2 separate regions of the Homo sapiens genome follow, and region 2 is linked to region 1. A link is a loop called in an ENCODE intact Hi-C map of the cell type or tissue named here. Cell type or tissue: GM12878. All regions are shown on one strand.

Region 1 (8,000 bases):
CCTGATCCCTGATTAATTGAGAATCAGCCAGCTTGGGAAGGGGATGGCTGCGCAAGCCCACAGAACGCAGACTCCCAGAGGAGGCAGGGGTAGGAAAGCTCTTGGCCGTGGCCTGATTGTCTGGGAGACGGGAGTCAAGATGGCTTGGTTTCAACAAACTGGCTTTGATTACTTGGCGTTTGGCTCTGTGCTCTCTGGCCAGGTCAGCCTGACCCACGGTTGTCACCCCAGAGGACTGTGAAATAACAAGTGCAGTTAACTGGCCACTGCTGATCTGCGCCTAGAAGACAACGTCTCAGTTGTTAAGGCTTTTGTTGGCCTGCTCAGGAAGCGATTCTTTTTGCCTGCAAATTATTGTAGGTTCCTGAGGGAACCGTGCCAGTCCTTGCCCTTTAGCTGCTCTGCTCTGTGCTGGGCTTGTGGGGTGAGAGAGGAGACAGAATAGGGAGAAGGAGGAGAGGGGAGGCTGTACCTTGTAGGTGGATATTTTAAGGCTCTAATGTTAGCTGTGGTTGGAATTGACCAAGGGAGGCACTAGCAAGAGGTTGGAGGGCCGGAAGAGGAAAGAAACCAGAGTTTCTCTCCAACTCCTCTCTCTCTTTCTCTGCCTCAGATGGTCAAAATTTTAAGGAGACAGAATCCAACAGGGCTGGGATTAGGATGAAGTGAGTGAGGCTGAGCTGTGCAAATACGAGGTCAGATCCTGACCTTGTTCATCATGGAATTTTTGCATTAATGTTGATATTTTTTAAATATTGTGTTGAAATATTTATCTTGATTACTGAGCTTTTTGACATTTCCTTAGACTTTATCCCAAAGCAAGAGCCTTGCTTGTTTCACCCTGGTCCTGGCCTTGCCTTCCAGTGTGTCGGACACATTTACGCACAGAGAAAAATAGGCAATCCAAATGGTCCAACTCTATTGGATATTCTCTATGCTGCTTTCATTCACTCAATAATGTGTAGCTGAGCACTTTTCTGTGTCAATGAATATAGTTCCACATTATCCTGGGCTTGAAGGATGTGTTATCAAATATTTTACTAACCCCCCACTGATGCATCTAGCAGGATCTGTCCATGCCCTGCCCATATCTCTAACATTTCTATGTGCTCCAGCCAAACTCCACTGCCAGCTCTGCATTTCTGAGTGGAAAGTCTCGTTTCAGATCTGCAGAATGCCATGCTGCCTATCATTTCAGCAGGGGAAACTGCCATAGAATTAACATCTGCCAGGAATAGCTCTTGACCAATGACTAAGGGGGGACTGGTGTGTAAATACCCCAGCTCCCTTGCCCATTGGGTGGGACAACTCAGGTGTGTGCTGTACACTATATCCCAGAGCTCTCTCCATGGGTACAAGCTCCAGTTGCCCACAGTAGTGCTTGGCTTAATTACCTGCCTTGATTGGCTGCCTGTCCTTCTCCATATCACTTTTCCTTTCCCTCCTGGGGCTGTCTACAACCCCAACCCAGTAACAACTGCACTTGAATCTTTGTCTCAGGATCTGCTTCCGTTAAGATGGACATTCCGATTATTTTGAATTTTTCAGTGTTAACATGTTCACCACCCATATGGATTTTGGCATATTAATAGCTGCCACCCCCTCCTTTGGGGATGTGGTCCATACAAAGCAAGGGTAACAGAAGAAGGTAAAGTAGAGAAAAGAGACAGAAACTCTGAAATGCTACCATGCATCTCAGAGTTATGTCCTATAAAATGAGCCTTTTCAGTATGTGCTGTGGCATCAAAAGTGTTGAGAAGCATTGTTCTCACTGGTCAGGCTGTGCCTTCACCTCTGTAGCTCCAATGAGTGACACATAGTAGATAATGGATAAATATGTGTTGCATGAATAAAGGGAGGAGTAATTGGTTCATGCTCTGAGCCTCTGCCAAGCTGAGTATATGAGACCTTTTGATTTACCTGAGCAATTGAGCATCTGTGCCTCAGGACTCTCTAGTTCTACCATCAAGACAGAGAATGGTGTGATACTCAGGTTAACAAGGTGAGTCCAGGAGTGTTGCCCTGGAGGCATAAAACAGGGGCCCAGCCTTTGGAGATAAAGCATGCTCTGGTCCTAAATGGCAGCAGGAGAAGAATCTTCCCAAAGTGAGAGTCAGGCCACAATACCTCCCCTGGGAGGACGTCTGTGCCTGTGTATGTTGGAGAGAGAAGGAGCTTTTTCATCCCAAGTGAGTAGAGAGGTTACATCCTCTGACTGCTTCCCCCTCTCTCTGTCTTTCTCTCTCTCCTGCTGTGAAGGCCAAGTATGACTTCACAGAATCCCTAAGCTCCATAAATCAGTTCTAGATCCATCCCTTGCAGCTGTAATGAAAGCAGGATTTTAATAAAAACTGGATACTTCTACTGTTTCAATTGCTATCAGTTGACTCTAGAAGCATTTTTCTAAGATGAGGAAGGAAATCTAGTTATTCCAAGAGCCGACAAGGGAAGGCTGTAACTTTTCCGGAAATGTCCTCATAGAAGCCCTGGCTTTTGAGTACATAACACTCTCTCCCCCACCACCACCCAGCTGCCAACCCAGATCAAGGTTGACTTTGTTCACATAGTCTTTGTAAATGGCTTGTCCCAGACAGTGACCCATCTGATCATGTCTGAGCTACCCCACCTCTTTTCCCCTGTCTCCTCCCCACACTGAAGATTCCTGCTCTGTCCTGTAATTCCCTTGGAGAACAGATGCTCCCATTCCAGAACCACCGATACTGCTGGGAGTTTGTATTTCAAGGGACAGCAGCCCCTTTGGGAGGAGCCGAAATGGTGGTCAGCCTTCCACTGTCACTTTGAAAGGTATAACATTTTATTCCCTGAGTTTGTATGCCTCCATTTTGACTCATCTTCTCTTCATTTCTGTCAGCATATTTATCTGTACTTCTGTCCACAGTTAAATCTTTGCCCATAAGGAGTTCACCTTGGAAATGACAGCGTGACCTGACTTCACACTAAACATCCTAGACCATGCACACAGACGGTCCTTTTACCTGGGACTGATAAGGAAAGCCAAGCTTAGGATTTGTGTCATATGAAGGCTTATTCTCAGCAGCCTGGCTCCTTGATCTCGCCCAAAGGCAACTTTTTAGCTTCCCATAAATCATTCATTTATCTGCATTACATCATCTTTGCAGGACAACTGCATAGAAGTAACCTCCCAACCCAGCTGACCAATCTGCGCAGGTAGCAAGCGCTCCCTGCATAACTTCTTAGTGGCCTCCCTTCAGGATTGGTTCCCTACCCACTTGTATTAGTCAGCTATTACCAAAATAATGCTATGTAACAATCATCCTCAACATTTGGTGGCTTAAAATAACTATCGATTCTCTCCACTGACTGTACGGTTCAGCTAGCTCCAGGCTGAGGATCGACCTCAATCTGCTTCACTTGCTAACCAGAGTATACTCTTTTCATGGCGAATAGTGGGGATGCCAGAGACCAAGTTGAATTGCACACTTCAAGCCTCTGCTTATGTTGTAGTTGCTTCTGTTCATTGACTCAAGCAAGTCACAAGGACAAGCCTCAAGTTGGTGGGGCAGAGGAAGTATCCTCTTCCCTAAATGGGCAGGGAGAAGAGTGAACGTTTGCTGAACAATAAGATTATCAATCACACTACCCCTCTAGCCTCATCTTGAGCCCTCTACCCCTTAATTCCTGTTTAGCCAGTCAAAATGTACTGGGCAGTCTCTAGCCTCAGGACCTTTGCATATGCTGTTCTCTCTGCCTGGAAGTCTCTTTCTCTTCCTAGTCCTCAATTACTCCTTCTGATTCTTCAGATTTATGTCTCCTTACTTCCGCAGAGAATTCTGCCCTAATCCCAAGACCAGGTTGAGCCTACACTCTGTACCAGGCACTGCCCTTAGTCACTGCCCAGCTTCCAGGAAGCCGCTCCATTCATAGCACTCTGAGAAAGCTTCCCATTTTCATGCTTTTGCTCCCTCTATCTGTGATCTCCTGTCTTGTTGTTGTTGTTGTTGTTGTTGCTGTTGCTGTTGAGACAGTATCTTGTTCTGTTGCCCAGGCTGGAGTGCAGTGGCACAGTCATGGCTTACCATAGCCTCAACTTCCTGGGCTTATGATCCTCCCACCTCAGCCTCCTGGGTATCTGTGACTACAGGTGCATATCATCATTCCTGGCTCATTTTTGCATTTTTTATAGAGACGGTGTCTCACCACATTGTCCAGGCTGCTCTTGAATTTCTGGGCTCAAGCAATTCACCCACCTCAGCCTCCCAAAGTGCTGGGATTACAGGCATGAGCCACCGCGCCCGGCCCATCTGTCTTACCTTTATCCATTTGGCTCCTTTGTATAATTCATAGCTCAGCCTAAACATGACTTTCCCTGAGCACCTAAAGTAACACATTACACTCTGCATAACACTTAAACAATTGACTTTTTTTGTCTTAGTCATTGGATAGTTCCACCAGCAGGTATACCCCAGTAAAGAAAGTTCTTGTCTAATTTGCCCAACCCTGTATCACCAGAGCCTGGCACACTGCTTGGCCCATGGTAGGAACTCAAATCTTTTAAAAGCGAATTGCAAATTTGGTAGTAGTGCTTCAGCAGCCCTTGTGTCTGTGAGGCTGACCTCTGCAATGTCTGGGGTCAGATCCGTCCGTTTGCGGTCACACCTCTTTTCGTAAGACAGGCCCAAGTGGTTAGTTACCTGGCTCACCATGAATATGTGTTAAGCCTCTGAAAGGCGCTCTCAAGGTTGAGTTCCCACTGGCGCAGATGTCTGTGCAAGTGGTTAGGTGACCCAGTAAGAGAGGGGAAGTGAGACAAGGAAGGGAGAAAAAGCCCTACAGGGTGTGTCTGTGGGGAACTGGGGTCCGCAGCATGGGGAGTAAAACACACCTTAGCTATCCCCATGGAGGGGCACTGGACCTGGGGTGTGTGTCCACCAGGCATGGCTGAGGGCAGCTGGGGACTGGAGGGGTAACACCCTGGAACTTCTGGCCTGGCTTGTACCAGGGGCTGGGCTGGCTGGGGCAGCCAGAGAGGACCCTCAGGCAAAGCCAGCAGTTGTTGGAAACCGTTAGGGTGGGATCAGCCTGCCCAGGAGTGAGGGGCAGCTGCCACAGGCAGAGCCTGTTGGGATCTGTGACAGAGACCGGTGGAATGAATGAGCTGACATCAGGGAGAGGACAGTGGGGTGAGGAGCAGGGCGGTCAGGCGTGGGGAGAGACAGGGGCCATGCCGAGGCCAGCTTTTACAGCCGCGCCTGGAGCAGCTCAGGGGTCTTAGGAGGGAGAGGTCCTTCCGACTGACGATGACTCATCCCAGGGGTGGGCCTAGGAGGATCCCGAGCCCAGAGTCCAGGCTCAAAGCCATCGGCAGTTACTTGGCAATTTATTCCCGGTTTCTCAGAGGTAACAGCCAACGCAGGAACAGTGTGTTGCTCCCTTTAAAAAGGCTTAGAACATTCCGGAAAGAGACCTAAATTTAATAGCAGGAGAGAGGGAGGAGGGGAAGTGGTTGCAGAGCCTGGAGGGAAGCCAGGAATCCTGCCTCCTCCTCCCCAGCCGCAGAGGACATGCGGACATGTGTGGGCAGGTCCCTTCTGACCCATGGCAGGTCCCTGTTGATGGTCAGGCTGGGGATCGTGCAGGCCTTTTTGTTATCCCGGGGTCTCCTTCTGAGCTATGCTAACACTGTGCAGTGCCTATAACCAAGAAGAAAAAGGAAAGAAACAGAGGAAACTCAAAGCAGCCAGCCTCTCTGACTTGTGAGCAGCTTGGGTAAAGGACCGGTGGCTGAGCCAATTTTTAATCACAGCTCACCTGCCTAGTACCGCCCGTGAGACCAGTGACCACCGAAGCCGGGCGAGGGCCCACGCCTCCCCTCGCCGTGGTTTCTGTGGTTAACTCCGCTGCACTGAACACCTCCCCTCCTCCCCTCTTCACTTCTGCGTGTGCGCCGCGTCCAGACCGACGGCCCTAAGGCTGCTTTAACCCAAGCACTGCCGGTCCGTGGAGGTCCCCATGGACACCCTCACTGCACAGGGGTTAGGACCTTGCCTCTGGGGCCAGATGGTCTGCGTTCAGAACCTGGCTGTGCCAACCACTGGGTCCCAGTTTCTCCGAGCCCCGCTCAGTGAGAGTGTCTTCCCATAACGGGGGTGAGCCTCACGTCACCCCGTTCATCTGGGGCCCAGGGAAAGCACGGTGGTCTGTTTCAGCACTGGAGGAAACAATGTCTGTGTTGACCTCATGGAGAGATGGCTGTCCTCTCCAGGGAGGTCCCTTCCCAGAGAATTTTGAAAGGCAGTTTGACTGTTAGCAATTTTTGGTTTAGACACAACTTTAGAATCTTTTCTCCTGTGTTTCAAGTGACTTCCATCGGTGTGGTTTCTCCAGGGGTGATCCCAGGGACACCAGCTTGAGAATCACCTGGGGAAGGGGTAGGGTGGGGGGAGGAGGGGGCTTATCAAATGCAGTTCCTTGGGACCAGCCCGTTCTTTGCTTCTCTCAGAACCCCTGTGAGTAGATGGATAATCAACCTCCTTTTACCATAGATGAAACTGAGGCTCGGAGAAGTTAGGGGACATGCCCGAGATGATTTAATTAAATAATGACAGGCATATCTTCAACTGCTGCAGCCCCTGCCCTGGTCACAGGCTCCCTGTGGACCCCACCTGCTAAACATAAACAAACCCATAGTGCAGCAGCCACAACTCAAGCTGGGAGGCCTTTGTGGAGGTTGATTTTTATCTCCCCGCAGTCAGGCACAAGTGAGAATTTCATAAATAGTTCTAACAAAGCTGCCTTTCACAGCCAGCTCTTTGCACTGTAAAAAATAATAATAATAAAATAAAAACCTGATTTCAGAAACCATGTCCCCAGGCTTCATTGTTTCTTTCTGTTTTTCAACTCTTTGACATTTTACTCACAGGGGAACTTTCTCAAACACTTCATGCATCCATTCAACAAAATTTATTGAGCACCTTCTATGTGTCAGGGGCCATACAAGGTGATAGAATCAACTGCTGTGAGTAAGATGAAGGTCTTGCCTTTATGAAGCTTCTACTCAAGAAAACAAAAAGGGAAAGTGTCAGGGGAAATGAGAGCTAATAAGTAACATTAGGCAGGTGATAGGGTTTAGGACATGTTACCCCAAAATAGAGCATCTTGGCATCTGAGAAAACCAGCAGAAGCGGGAAGGTCTCTTTGACCCCAACCCTTCTCCCCTGAAGCACACCATCAAACATCATAGAATCCTCTGACCTTCTGCTGAAGTCGGTCATAAGAGCCTCATGTGGAATACAGTGGAATACTACTCATGTGGGCAGTGCCTACGTCATAAGCAGAGGAAAGGAGAGTATATGAAGCAGGAACTCAGCAAAGAATCTGAACAAACAGGCCCCCAGGTTATTATCAGTAGATCACACCCCCTTTGTCCAATCGCACTGCTCCAGGACTATCCACCTCTTCATGAAACTTAGCGTAAAAATACACAGGTTTCCCCGTTGTTGTTTTTTGCGGTCTTTCACTTCTAAAGGGACCCATGTCATATAAAACTATATTAAATAAATTTCTATGCTTTTCTCTTGTGAAAAGAAATCTTTCCTCCCCTGCACAAGGTAAGTAAGATAGAGTGTGAAGGTGGAGAGGTGTCATTTATTTTAACTCTAAAAGATAGGGACTTTTACAAAACATAACCTCAATGCCATTATCACACTTAAAAAATAACCAGGACTCCTTAATATGCAATCATGTCCCATCAGTGTTCACACCTCCCCATTGTCACGAATATTTTTGCATGCTATGAACCTTACTTAAATTCAGGTTCTAACAAATCTCTTTCAGTCTTTAGGTTCTTACCCATTTCCTTTCTTCGTTTTTGTTTCTTGCAGGTTTTTGTTGAAATGGCCAGGTCATTTGTCCCCTAGAATATCCTGTGGTATGGATTTTGCAGATTGCATGCCCATGCCATCATTTCTTCTGTTAGGAGGTGCCATTGTATGCAGAATGTGACATCTGAACAGAGGCTG
Region 2 (8,000 bases), 260 kb after region 1:
TATTTAAGTCATTTTCAATTTTTTGTTGTAATAATGACGTAATTCGTAACAGAAATTTTTATAAGCAGGTCAAGCAAATTCCTAGAAGTTATGTTGCTGGATCACAGGGTACAAATATTTCAAAGGCATTTGATACTAACTGCCGTACTGGCAGTCAGAAAATGTAAATCAACTCCCATACTCGCAAAGAGTCTATTAGAATGCCTATCTCTCAGTCTCACTGAAGTTATTTTTTTAATCTTTAAAACTTGATTTGCCAAAAAAAAAAAAGTTATCTTACTTTGTATTCCTTTGAGTAATGGGTAGGCTATACATTTCTCATATTTACTGACTTAATTTGTAGTTATTTTATTACTTATTTGCATTCTTTGCAGGCTTTTTACTGGAATATTGGTTTACTGATTATAAGACCTGGTTCCATCTCTCCGCTGTGCAATGCAAAAAAAAAATAGGATTTTTTTTTTTCTTGAGACCAGGTCTTGCTCTGTCATCCAGGCTGGAGTATAGGAGCGCAGTCATAGATGACTGTAGCCTCGAACTCCTGAGATCAAGGGATCCTCCTGACTCAGCCTCCCAAGTAGCTGGGATTACAGGTATGCACCACCATGCCCAACTAATTTTATTTTTGTAAAGACGGGTTCTCACTTTGTTGCCCAGGCCGGTCTCAAACTCCTAACTGTGAGCAAGCAAGCCTTCTGCTTCAGGTTCCCAAAGTGCTGGAATAACAGGCATGAGCCACCACATCACAGCCAGAAATGAGATTTTTTTTTTTTTTAAACATATCTGAAATCCAATCCTAAGTGCTAATAATGCAAGATAGATGATTTTAGAATGCAAAAAGATAAGAGTTTAATTGATATGGTTCCCTAATTTATAAACACTCCTATACTTTGCACAATGTTTTCATCAATTAAGGCATCACCTCAAATGCCAAAAACATGGTTCCTATAAATGCAGACCACTTACTTCTCTTAAGTTCACTTTGAAAATGTCAACATCTAATTTTCTGAACCTCTGGGAATGGGACTCAGCAATGTGTTGAAGAAGTCTTCTTCCAAGTGATTCTGATAACATGCTAAAGTTTGAGAACCAGCACTCTAAACAAATTTAGAACAAAAATATTACATGTGGGTTCTCTTGTATACATAATTATTCTTTAATGGAAGATTTGGGCAAAGTTAATTATGCTATAGATATTAAGAATCCAATGTTTTGGTTCTTCCCAAAATGAAAATAATCCTGAAATAAATCTGGATTTTATCTTTATTTTCTACAAATAGAACTCTAAAACCATTAAGTGTTCATAAAACTTCTCCCCTAGAAGAAGAAATCAAAATGAACTCTATCAACCAACAGGCCAGAATACACGCCTTTAAAAATCAAACTTACTTTGTTTCATATAACACATAGCATAATTCCCACTACCACAGGGAACCATCGTTTTGAAAATTCAGTGAAATATCATTATTAAAGCAAAGCACCTGGAAAACCGTAGTTACTCAAATACGTGAAGTCCAATGAACAAACTGCTCAATAAATAATTCTGAATGGCAGGATGATGGGTGACATTTGTTTATTTGTTTTTCTGTTTTAATCTAGGGACTAGTCAAGTGACAGGAGTTCTGATTCCTGCAGTTCTTCCCGTTTCCCTGAGTTTAAACATCAACTTTCTCTCATTGGCTACGTGGGCCAATAAATTTTTGGCTTTTTTGACTTAAGGTAGTTTGAGCTAGATTCCTAATTATTGCAATCTTGACTATTTCTGTAGCACTTATGATACTAAACCTGTTTAGTTTTGTAAAAGAAGGGCAAGAACAGTTAAACCACATAGCTACACAAGAAATCTGATTTGTTCTTAGAAAGCAGCCACCAGGTTTGTTTTCTCCCTATGACTAACTACCATGTATTGTATGTATTATGAGACCCAATACACCGATGATACTGGCATCATATATCACCCTTAATTTCATTTCTTGTCCCTCTCAAAGGCTGTTAAAGTTTCATCCTAGGTTGTATTTGCTAATGCTCTTAAATTGTAGAGAAAAATATTTTGAATACATTTTAAGAAAGATGCTTTTTTAACATATTCCTTCCACTAGTTTCTTTTCCCAACCACAGGACAATTTAAGTAGATTTCCTAAATTGACAGAGGGAGAAAGGAGGAGAGAAAGTCATATTTAATCCTATTTAAAAACAAAATTTTTACCATTTACCTTGTGATCTCAACTATTCATGATTTCTGAGTAACACAGTAATTTATGTGCATTGCCCTTACTGAGAATTCCTTTTTGGCAGCACAGTCTGTGTCACTCATTGCATGGAACTGAAAATACAGCTAAATAAATGAGTGAAGTGAATGAGTCAAGACTTCAATCTCCAAAGTAATTAATCCAAATTACTCAACAGAAGAGTGGCATACACAATGTACAAAGTATGACTATCAAGGGTACAAGATGCAACTACCAACTTATAGGTATATTAACACGGCAGAACAGATAACATTTCCAACAATACTCAAAATGGTTTTGCCACCATTTTTAAACCGCCATAGATGCCAGTTTACAAACAGGAATGTCGTTGCTAATCACATCTTAACACATCTAACATTCCCCACAACTGGTTTGGTACCACATGACTGATCCCCTGCTTTATTATCAGACTTTCCAGTATGACTACTGGCCACTGAAATCACCGATGGGCAACAGCAAATAGAAAGAATTGTCACAGTTATTTAGGGAAGTGTGTCAATGCTCTGAAGCTCAAAACCACTCCAGAAGTACTTTAAATGCACTGCCTACAGCCTCCAAGGCTACAGTTCTGTGTGTAACTTCTAGTACTTTTTTTTTAGAGGGGGTGTGGGGCGGGGAGTAGGGAACTATAACAGAAAAACAGGAATACTAGTTTAAAGGGCCCACTTCATAAAGACAACTTTCCCCTAATCCAGTAACATTCAACACACAAGATGAAAGCCCCAAGATTTTGAAAAAACAGTTATTTATTAGAACTCTTAACTGGAACTCCTTCTCCCAGGCTTCATTTATTCTGTATACATTTACTCAACCCCTACCAAATGCCAGGCACTGTAACAAACACAGCAAACTAAAGCCATGAAACAAAAAGGTCTTGCCCTCAAAAAAGGTGACAACCTAAAAGAGACAGATTGGAAATCAAATTAAAAATACAGTCTATGTGTTATGACAGAGGTATGAATGACTGGAGGGGAACGGAAAGGCTTCCTGAGACACAAGTCTCAGACAAACAGGAGTCAGCCTGGACAAAAGGAAGAAGCATTTCAGAAGAAGACACAAAGGAAAAGCATATGAAGGTAAGGTTAAGGAAGTGAGATATCATGGTCCACGGTTGGAAAACACCAAGCAGTTTGGCATAACACACACAAACGCTGTGTATGGAGGGCAGACGGAGCGATGATAGGCTGCTTCCAGAAATTCTAAAGAATGACACAGAAAAGGACCAAATCACAAGCCCCTTGTTGATACTCAGGATTGGATTTTATCCAAAAGGCAATGAGAATCAGGAGATCATTTTAAGCAGGAATGGGACATAATCTACTTGGGATTTTAGAAAACACTCTGATAGATGAATTCAGCTTTTCACCCTGTGGGATCTGAATTGCCTTTAAGTTGTTCAAGTAGAGATGCCAGGAAGCAGCTGGATTTGTTTGTCCTGTGTTCGTGTGCATGGGAGTGGTGATGCAGGTTAACAAATAGTATCTGGGAATCACCAGCTCCTGAGGAGATGTGGAAAGGTGTGGACATCATCACCTAAAGATAGTGAAAGGGAGGGGGGCAAACAACTATTAATAAGTAACTTGTATCAACCTATACAACAAACCTTATATCCAAGAATCATAAGGCCCAGTTTAGATCCCAGATTCAGCGAGGATTTTCCTGAGGAAGCCCCAGAGAATGACTATCTCTAACTTCTAAAAAGCACTTGTGGTCTCTATTATGTACTTGCTCATACCATGGCGTTCACATCACTGGGTACTTCACTGGCTTTCTTCTTATGGTCTTATCTGTCAACAAGTCTGCTAAGTTCCTTGAAAGCAGGAATTTTCCCATTTATTCAACCAATGCCTCAAAAGAGAAATGACTGATAAACAATACTATTGATGAGAGGCAAGAGCTGACTCCTTTTACGTCCTCTAAAAAAGCTGCACACACCGGGTTTCATTCCTTTTGCATAATGATGCCTGGAGGAAACAGCTGTTCAAGTATGTGGGTAATAAACACAGGGTGAAGACAGGTCCTCTCTCTAGAACGTGTAAGGAAGGGTCTGCATGCAGAGTTGAATGTCAAAGATATTCTCAGGATAAGACAGACTGGTAAAATAAGCAAGAACTGCACACAACAACATGGATGAATCCTGCACACCTAACCATGAGTGAAACAAGCCAGATTCAGAAGTATATGCATGTACCATGGTGCATACACTGTGGCTACTAAGCAAAGTGGTACATACAGTATGTATGCTTCTGAGTCTGGCTTGTTTCACTCACTGTGGAGTATACTGTATATAGGCAGTGGTACATACAGTATTTACTGTGTACTGTATACATAGTATACTCCACTCACATAAATTTCAAAAACAAGCACAACTGATCTCTAGTATTAAAAGACAGGAATGGGGTGGGAGAAGTGGCCCACAGGGGACAGTGCACAAGGGGCTTCCGGTAATGTTCTAGTAATGTTCTCTTTAAGAATCTAGGTGCAAGCCAGCACAGTGGCTCATGCCTATAATACCAACTCTCTGGGAGGCTGAGGCGGGAGGATCGCTTGAGCCCAGAAATAAGACACTAGCCTAGGCAACATAGGGAGACCGTGTCTCACAAAAAGAAAAAAAAAAAGCCCTTAAAAATGTGCCAGGCATGATGGCACATGTCTATGGTCCCAACTACTCAGGAGGCTGAGGTGAGAGTATCACCTGGGCCTCAAAGTAGGGGCTACAGTGAGCTGTGATTACACCACCACACTCTAGCCTGGGCAACAGAGCCAGATACCTGTCTCAAAAAAAAAAAAAAAATCAATCTGGGTGCTAGTGGCAAAGATATGCTCATTCTGCAAAACTTTATCAAATCCTTATACTTACGATTTGTGCACTTCTATGTATGCGACCGTTGAAAAAGTTTGTATCTATAGGTAAAAAGGGAAGTGGGAGTACTAGTTATGAAAAGTAACACAGAAGATGCCACAAAGAGAAAAAGCATGGGTGATGAGGCAAAAGAGAAAAGAAGTGCCAGAAAGACTGCAGAATGTGTTAGCTCAAGTCATTTAGGACACGAGAGACCTACTATTTACTCAAAGTCCTAATGAACCAAATTAGTTCTGATAACTATTTTGGTAAACTACAGCTACTTGAGAAAGTTTTTCTTAATCCTGGAATTTTCTTCAGCACCTACTGAAATACACAACAAATATATGCCACATGAATAAATAATATGTAAGTGAATCCATTCATAATCTCCCACCCTAATGACTAACAATACTAGTAAATTAGCTGGCCTAGGTTTAGTCTACAACATGGAACTAAGTTTATAAGTTTAGCAGCCTATGCACAAGGGCTCCAAATCTAAAAGCTGTCTGTCCCCCAACCAAATGAGCTAAATGGCACAGGTAAACCTACATAAGAATTATCCCCGGCTCCAAAAGGAAGTAGCATTACTTTTTCCTAAAAAATTAAATGCATTATCTCAACATTGTCTATAAAGCAGTCACTCCACCCAGTTCTCATCACTCTGTAGTTCCTTACCCTTCTCTAAATTCTTCGTAGCACTTGTCGCCAGCTGAAATTGTTATTTTTCTGTTAGTTTATTTTCTCTTCCTTTCCATAGTATTTTAAGCTCCGTAAGAACAGGGACCTGGTCTGTCTTTATACCACTGTACACCAAGAGCGCAAATGGCTGTGTGCTCAATAAAAACTTGTCAAATGACCACAACTACCCAGGTAATTTACTTTAAGGTCACCAAGTACACATAAGATCAAGTCACCACCAATAAATCAGTAAGTCCAATGAAACAGTAAACACAAAATAAATTATTACTCTGTTCCTGGGTAAAATGATCTTAAATTGTACCAGCTTTCAGCTTGGAAGGTTTGATAAAAGTTTGATTTGGAAGACAGGTAATTTTTATATATTTTTATGGAGAATTTTTATGAAAGACAAACACTACAACAAAAACAATGTCATGAAAGGAGCAAAACCACTGCTGTGGATTACCAGGAAACATGAGTAAGAGGCTTGGGCTTTGCCCAGTGTAGGTACCTTATCTTATTTCTGGGAGTTTTTCTACCTAAAAAGCATCACACGATGATGCCTTTTTGAAGCTTCCAGCAAAGATCATAGCTATGTTGTGTTTTTCCATAAAACTTCTACTAAAGTACTTCATGACAATTCAAGAGATTTTTGGTTGTCAGGGTATCTAAATTTAAGGGGGGAATGGATAGTTCAAAGCTACAACTGCAAAAAACTGGTAAATTCTCAAACAAGAGAAACGTATTACACACAAAACAGCTGCTTCTTCAACACTTCCAATTCAATATCCTGAATACCAAATTTTTTCAAAGATAATTATTTCTACACAATTTTATTCTACACCTAAAGTAATTTCCTCACTCATACTTGTGTATAAAAGCTCCAAAAACAGTCAGCTTTTCAGAGGGGCAGTATTCAAATAAACATGGATGAAATAAAACATGATCTCAACACAGCGATACATTTCTGGAGCTGAAGACCAGAAAGTTCTAAACCTATGGTAATTAGCCAAAGTAAAAATTTTCCAATTTTGCAAATGAATGTGATTAAGCAGTAGCTGAAAGTAAAAATGCAGGACTACTATCAAGGGAACACTAATCAACAACTATATTCAGCAATGTCTTGGTAATTTTTATTTTACAATTAAGGTAACATTGAATGCAGAGAAATAACAAGACAAGAAAAGTAAAATTAAATCACCAAGTCTAGGAAGCTACTCTGCCCAATCTTGAGAAATGCAACTTAACAAAACAACAGTTAGGGGCTGGGCAAATCCCAGCACTTTGGGAGGCCAATGGAGGAGGATCCCTTGAGGCCAGGAATTCAAGACCAACCTGAGCAACATAGCAAGACCTTGTCTCTTCATTTAAAAAAAAAAAAAAAAAACCACCACCACAACAAAAAAAACATCAGCTGGAAGTGTAGGAAGGTGGAAAATACAAAGAAAAAAAAAACACACACAGTTGGGTACATTCATGCATTTGTAGTTTTTTTCTTCTACTTTTAAAAGCCGGTATCCTCTTTCTTGAGACTGGCAAAGCAGGATGGGAAATACTACTTTACCACTTAAGAAAGGGATAGTGTTTCTCCCCCAGCCACTTGCCACCTTACACACACATTCTAACATGCACTTTTATTTTCTACCTTGAAAGGCTCAGGGTACATCAGCATGGTAGGGAAGCAACCTGTTGCCCATGACTTCTCCATTCTGTTCTGTTAGACTTACAGAACGGATATAACGAAACCATTTGACATGATGGAAATGTTCTAAAACTGGGTTGCCGTGATGGCTGCACAACTCTTTAAAATGACTAGAAATCACTGATTTGCAGACTTACAATGGGTGTTATAAGTAAATTATCACTCACTCCTGCAAGGCAGAAAGATCACTTGAGGTTAGGAGTTCAAGACCAGCCTGGTCAACAGGGCGAAACCTTGTCTCTACAAAAATTACAAAACTTTGCCGGATGTGATGGTGCACACCCGTAGTCCCAGCTACTCAGGAGGTTCAGGTGGAAGAATCGCTTGAGCCACGGAGGTTGAGGCTGTAGTGAGCCATGAGCATGCCACTGCACTCCAGCCTGGGTGACAGAGAAAGACCCTGTCTCCAAACAAAAGGATATATATATAACCAGAAAAGGCACAAAGAGTGGACAGTCTAGTTAGAAAAACAAGTTTATCAAAAAACCAAAGACACCCAACACATACTGATAATACATCTAAAATA

Evidence for each region. Hi-C counts contacts between places; a loop is a spot of excess contacts. Peaks named below come from ENCODE experiments on the same cell type or tissue, not always from the same donor. Only the 100,000 strongest peaks of a DNase experiment are listed, where the experiment ranks them.
Region 2: it touches region 1 in a loop (3-fold over the local background); 10 of 110 quality-filtered maps call a loop at or near these places.

What each region holds. Positions count from the first base shown.
Region 1 is chr3:72,171,971-72,179,970 of GRCh38, forward strand. It overlaps LINC00870 (long intergenic non-protein coding RNA 870), which reads left to right. Exons shown (of 3, transcript NR_038221.1): 3 at 1-2,369. Among named protein-coding and RNA genes, the nearest start is that of LINC00870, 25 kb to the left of the region's middle. RefSeq lists enhancers at 4,379-4,488, 5,079-5,208, 5,160-5,760, 5,529-5,588, 5,599-5,648 and a silencer at 5,749-5,888. In GM12878, no CTCF peak of the experiment used is centred here; DNase peaks (open chromatin) are centred at 4,691 and 5,797; H3K4me3 peaks cover 1,285 bases; H3K27ac peaks cover 2,007 bases.
Region 2 is chr3:72,435,511-72,443,510 of GRCh38, forward strand. The region is part of intron 1 of RYBP (RING1 and YY1 binding protein); the gene reads right to left. Among named protein-coding and RNA genes, the nearest start is that of RYBP, 7.1 kb to the right of the region's middle. RefSeq lists an enhancer at 4,848-4,947. In GM12878, no CTCF peak of the experiment used is centred here; DNase peaks (open chromatin) are centred at 4,234 and 5,183; H3K4me3 peaks cover 762 bases.